Regions from separate parts of the Homo sapiens genome. Here region 2 is linked to region 1. A link is an interaction called in ENCODE POLR2A ChIA-PET data of the cell type or tissue named here. Cell type or tissue: Panc1. All regions are shown on one strand. Each heading gives the region's core, and the rest is flanking DNA. Links, peaks and the distances in the headings are about the cores only. Region 1 has its middle 8.4 kb from the start of ACTN4. Region 2 overlaps RYR1 (ryanodine receptor 1).

Region 1 (2,911 bases), core at 320-2,819:
TTCCCCAGCTGTAAAACAGGTACAGAGAAGACAACTCACATACCCTGAGGCGGCTGGGCTGGGGAGTGAACTCAGGCAGTTTTTCTCCAGAGCCACCTCCTAGCTGTTCGGAGTATGAATGACCCTCTGATAGTGAAAGCAGCCCAGTGAGGCAGGATGAGATGTGGCTCCCAGAGGAGGGGAAAAAGGTCATTTCCTCTTCCCTTGCAGAGCAGCCATGGCCAATTGTGCAGGTTGTATCCTGCATAAGGGCACCTGCCAAGTGGGTAACTGGGAGTTGTCCCCACCCAGAAGGGGTGCCTTTTGCTAATGTGCCCAAGTTCATGGGTGGTAGAGGCATCCCAGTCCTTTTTATTATTATTTTTTTGAGGCAGTTTCGCTCTTGTTGCCCAGGCTGGAGTGCAATGGCGCGATCTCGGGTCACTGCAACTTCTGCCTCCCGGGTTCAAGCGATTCTCCTGCCTCACCCTCCCAAGTAGCTGGGAATACAGGCGCCCGCCACCACGCCCGGCTAATTTTGTATTTTTAGTAGAGACGGGGTTTCACCATGTTGGTCAGGCTGTTCTCAAACTCCTGACCTCAGGTGATCTGCCTACCTCGGCCTCCCAAAGTGCTGGGATTACAGGCATGAGCCACTGTGCCAGGCCTCCCAGTCCTTTTTATCCCAGTGAGCTGCAGAGGCACACTTTTGTTCAGTCCCCAGGATTTAGGCACTCCCTGGCTACTGGGGCCCTGCTGAGGTCTGGGCCCCAGGGCAAGGGGTGTCTGCTCCCACAGGCAGGGCCCTCTGAGGAATGCTGGCTGTGAGTGCACACAGGGAGGTCAGGCCGGCTGGCAGCTTGGGTACCACAGCTGCCCTCTCCAAGGCAACGCTTATGCACACCAGCATCCATCAATAAATCACCAAGGGGCAGCTGCCAGTCTACTCTAAGTAATGAACATCTATTAGGGCATTTCTTTTCCTTTTTTGGAGACAGGGTCTTGCTGTCACCTGGGCTGGTGTGCAGTGGTGCAATCATAGCTCATTGCAGCCTCAAACTCCTGGGTAGCCAGGACTACAGGCACATACCACTGTGCCTGGCTAATTTTTACTTACTTACTTTTTTTTTTTAATTTATTTTTTTGAGACGGAGTCTAGCTCTGTCGCCCAGGCTGGAGTGCAGTGGTGCGATCTCAGCTCACTGCAAGCTCCGCCTCCCGGGTTCATGCCATTCTCCTGCCTCAGCCTCCAGAGTAGCTGGGACTACAGGCGCCTGCCTAATTTTTTTGTAGTTTTAGTAGAGACGGGGTTTCACCGTGTTAGCTAGGATGGTCTCGATCTCCTGACCTCGTGATCTGCCCACTTCGGCCTCCCAAAGTGCTGGGATTACAGGCGTGAGCCACCGCGCCTGGCCAACTTACTTATTTTTGAGACAGGGTCTCACTCTGTTACCCAGGCTGGAGTGCAGTGACGCCATCTTGGCTCACTGCAACCTCTGCCTCCCAGGCTCAAGTGATCCTCCCACCTTAGCCTCCAGAGTAGCTGGGATTACATGTGTGTACCACCATGCCTGGCTATTTTCTTTTGTAGTTTTTTGTAGAGACAGGGTTTCACCATGTTGCCCAGACTCGCCTCGAACTCCTGAGGTCAAGCAATCCATCTGCCTTGGCTTCCCAGTGTTGGGATTACAGGCGTGAGCCACTGTGCCTGGCCAGGCCCAGTTAATTTTAAAACTTTTATAGGAACAGGGTCTCGCTTTGTTGACCTGGTCTCGAACTCCTGGCTTTCAGCAATCCTCCTGCTGCAGCCTCCCACTGTTGGAATTACATGCATGGACCGCCATGCCCAACCTGAGCTAATTTTTACTTTTGCGTAGAGGGATTCCAGTCATCCTCCTCCCTTAGCCTCCCAAAGTGCTGGGATTACAGGCATAAACCAGCCTCTACTGGGTCTTTTTAATTCCTGCATTCCCCCAACCCCCTAGCCCTCCAGGCAATATGCTCACAGGGGAAAAGCACTGCCTAAGGGCCACTGGGAGTGCCCCAAATTCCTCAGGTAAGAAGGGAATGAACATGTAAGGTGAGTCAGGTCTCCTGTCAGGTAACACTAACCAGGGGAGCGGCATGCGACTTGGAAAGAATGGTGTGGCTGAAGGAGCTGTCTACCTATGACACCTTGAGAGGAAAAAATATATATATACTAATTTTCTCATGAAGTCTCTCCATACAGAATAGTACTGAGGACTAGCTTGCAACCTTGGTGACAAACACTTCTGAGCCTGAAATTAACAATGGCTTATATTTTCTTTTTTGAGACAGGGTCTGTCACCCAAGCTGGAGTGCAGTGGTGTGATCACAGCTCACTGCAGCCTTGACCTCCTGGGCTCAGGTGATTTGCCGACCTCAGCCTCCTAAATAGCTGGGACTACAGACACGCGCCACCATGCCTAGCTATTTAAAATAAACTTTTTGGTCAGGCGCGGTGGCTCACGTGTGTATTCCTAGCACTTTGGGAGGTCGAAGCAGGGAGACTGCCTGAGCCCAAGAGTTCGAGACCAGCCTGGGCAACACGATGAAACCCCATCTCTACTAAAATACAAAAAAATTAGCCGGGCGTGGAGGTGTGTGCCTGTAGTCCCAGTTACTTGGGAGGCTGAGGCAGAAGAATTGCTTCAACCTGGGAGGCAAAGGTTGCAGTGAGCTGAGATCGCGCCACTGCACTCCAGCCTGGGCGACAGAGTGAGACTCTGTCTCTAAAAAAAAAAAAAAGAAAAAGAAAAAGAAAAAAAAAAAATATATATATATATATATATATATATATTGAGACGGAGTCCCACTCTGTCGCCCAGGCTGGTCTCAAACTCTGGCCAAGCAATCCTCCTGCTTTGGCCTCCTAAAGTGTTGGGATTACAGGCGTGAACCACTGCACCCG
Region 2 (2,911 bases), core at 147-2,646, 82 kb after region 1:
AGGCTGGAGTGTAATGGAGTGATCATGGCTTGCCATAGCCTCGACCTCCTGGGCTCAAGTGATCCTCCCGTCTTAGCCTTCCAAGTTGGGACCACAGGCATGCACCACCATACCCAGCTAATTTTTTAAACAGTTTTTTTGTAGAGACAAGGTCTCATTATGTTTTCTAGGCTGGTCTTGAACTCCTGGGCTCAAGCGATCCTCCCACCTCAGCCTCCCAAAGTATCGAGATTACAGGCATGAGTCATCGTGCCTGGCTAGTATTTTATTTTATTTTATATTTTATTGTATTATTTTATTTTATTTTTGAGAGAGTCTCACTCTGTTGCCCATGCTGGAGTGCAGTGGTGCAATCTCGGCTCACTGCAACCTCCGCCTCCCGGGTTCAAGCGATTCTCCTGCCTCAGCCTCCCGAGTAGCTGGGAATACAGGCATGCACCACCATGCCTAGCTAATTTTTGTATTTTTATTTCTTTTTTTTGAGACAGAATTTCGCTCTTGTCACCCAGGCTGGAGTGCAATGACGCGATCTTGGCTCACAGCAACCTCCCCCTCCTGGGTTCAAGTGATTCTCTTGCCTCAGCCTCCCAAGTAGCTGGGACTTCAGGCATAGGCCACCATGCCTAGCTAATTTTTGTATTTTTTGTAGGGACAGGGTTTGGTTTCGCCATGTTGCCCAGGCTGCTCTCTGTCCCTCTTGTTCCCATTTTTCAGCCTTTCCATTTACTGTCCCCTTTGCCTGGGACACCACAGCCTCGCTGAGTCATATGGTATCTTTCAACTCTCAGCTTCGCTGTCCCCTCCTGCAGAAGGCCTTCCGCCACCAGCCGGTTTACAGGGCTTACCACACCCTGCTCACTCCCACACCCTTCAGACCACAGATTATAACCTGCAATTACTTCGTGTATTTCGTTATTTGCATCTGCCCCTTCCCACTGGACTATCAGCCCCCACAGTGGGCTCTCTGTTTTGTTCACTGCTGTACCTTCAGGACCAGGGCAGTGCCTGACACACAGTAGGTACTCATACTCATTTGTCAAGTGAAGGAAGCATCATGAAAACTAAGAGGCTGGGCGCCGTGGCTCATGCCTATAATCCCAGCACTTTGGGAGGCTGAGGCAGGAGAATCGCTTGAACCTGGGAGGCGGAGGTTGCAGTGAGCCGAGAGCATGCCACTGCACTCCAGCCTGGGTGACAGAATGAGACTCTGTCACAAAAAAAAAAAAAAAAAAAAGAAATGAGACTATCGCCATTTTGCAATCTCTAATGAATGAATATGTCTGAGTGTTGAGCAGAAACAGCTGCTGGCATCTGGAAAGGAGGTGCCTCCTGGTGGAGGTATACAGTAGCCCCACATAGGAAGGTTCTGGCTAAAAAACTCCTTACACCCAAATCTGAATCTGCTCGAACTTTGGCTGAGTCCCACTTTGGAGGAAACCCAGGGGACACAGGAACACATGAAATGACACCACAAGGACGCATTGGTCAGGTCCAGACTATGGGAAGCTCTACAACTAGGACAGCACTATCCACTGATAGACTTAGTGTGAAAAAAGAATGAAAAATGTCGAGCTAATCATTTTTTAGATTGATTATGGCCAGGCACAGTGGCTCTTGCCTGTAATCCCAGCACCTTGGGTGGCTGAGGAGGGTGGATTGCTTGAGCACAGGAGTTTGAGACCAGCCTGGGCAACATGGCAAGACCCCATCTCTATAAATAAATAAACAGGATTGATTCCATGTTGAAATAATATCCTGAGTGTACTAGATTATGTGTAGTGTTTCATTTTACTTTTTTTTTTTTTTAACAGAGTCTTGCTCAGTTGCCCAGGTTGAAGTACAGTGCCATGAACATGGCTCACTGCAGCATTAACCTCCAAGGTTCAAGAGATCCTCCTGCCTCAGCCTCCCCAGTAACTGGGACTACAGATATGCACTACTACACCTGGTTATTTTTTAAAGTTTTTATAGAGATAGGGTTTTGCTGTGTTACGCAGGCTGGCTCAAACTCCTGGCCTCAAGTGATCCTCCCGCCTTGGCCTCCCAAAGTGCTGGGATTACAGGCACGAGCCACCATGCCGGTCCTCTTTTTACTTTTTAAAAAACATGGCTATTAGAAAATTTAAAATTATGGTGACTCACGCCTGTAATCCCAGCACTTTCGGAGGGTGAGGAGGGCAGATCACTTTAGGCCAGGAGTTTGAGACTACCCTGGCCAACATGGCGAAACCTTGTCTCTACTAAAAATACAAAAATTAGCCAGGTGTGGTGGCGCATGCCTGTAATCCCAGCTACTCAGGAGGCTGAGGCAGGAGAATCACTTGAACCTGACAGGTGGAGGTTACAGTGAGCTGAGATTGCCCCACTGCACTCCAGCCTGGACAACAGAGTGAGACCCTGTCTCAAAAAAAAGAAGAAAATTTAAAAATATACATATTGCTCATATTGTATTTCTGTTGGACAGTAAAGATCTGCAGGACTGGATCTCCAGGAGATAAATTGCAAGGAAAAAGAAAAGATAATAGAGGGGAAGCAAGAGATGAAAGATGATTTTAAAAAGTATCAGCCAATTGCAATGGGTGGCCCTTGTTTGGATTCTGATTTAAAGAAGCTACAAAAAATCCTGATAGTTACATGAAAGTTATGAGATTTGGAAATTTGCACACTCACTAGATATTTGATGATTTAAAGGACTGTGACTTTTTTATTTGTACTGTTTTATTTTGGGTTAGGAGTGATGACATTGTGGTTTGTTAAATAAAAGGAACGTCTTTTAAGGCCACACACACATACACACACACGTGCGCACACACACATGCATTTTTTTTTTTTTTTTTTTGAGGCAGGGTCTCACTCTGTTGCTCAGGCTGGAGTGGAGTGCAGTGGTGTGTTCAGGACTCACTGCGACCTC

The links. ChIA-PET counts read pairs that join two places held together with the same protein. Peaks named below come from ENCODE experiments on the same cell type or tissue, not always from the same donor. Only the 100,000 strongest peaks of a DNase experiment are listed, where the experiment ranks them.
Region 2: POLR2A ChIA-PET joins it to region 1 with 18 read pairs; 16 of 35 experiments call an interaction of 5 or more read pairs at or near these places.

The regions. Positions count from the first base shown.
Region 1 is chr19:38,637,776-38,640,686 of GRCh38, reverse strand. No RefSeq gene overlaps it. Among named protein-coding and RNA genes, the nearest start is that of ACTN4, 8.4 kb to the left of the region's middle. RefSeq lists enhancers at 84-1,022, 2,903-2,911. In Panc1, for the core only: no CTCF peak of the experiment used is centred there; no DNase peak of the experiment used is centred there.
Region 2 is chr19:38,555,375-38,558,285 of GRCh38, reverse strand. The region is part of intron 89 of RYR1 (ryanodine receptor 1); the gene reads right to left. Among named protein-coding and RNA genes, the nearest start is that of MAP4K1-AS1, 40 kb to the left of the region's middle. RefSeq lists an enhancer at 805-994. In Panc1, for the core only: no CTCF peak of the experiment used is centred there; DNase peaks (open chromatin) are centred at 834 and 1,355.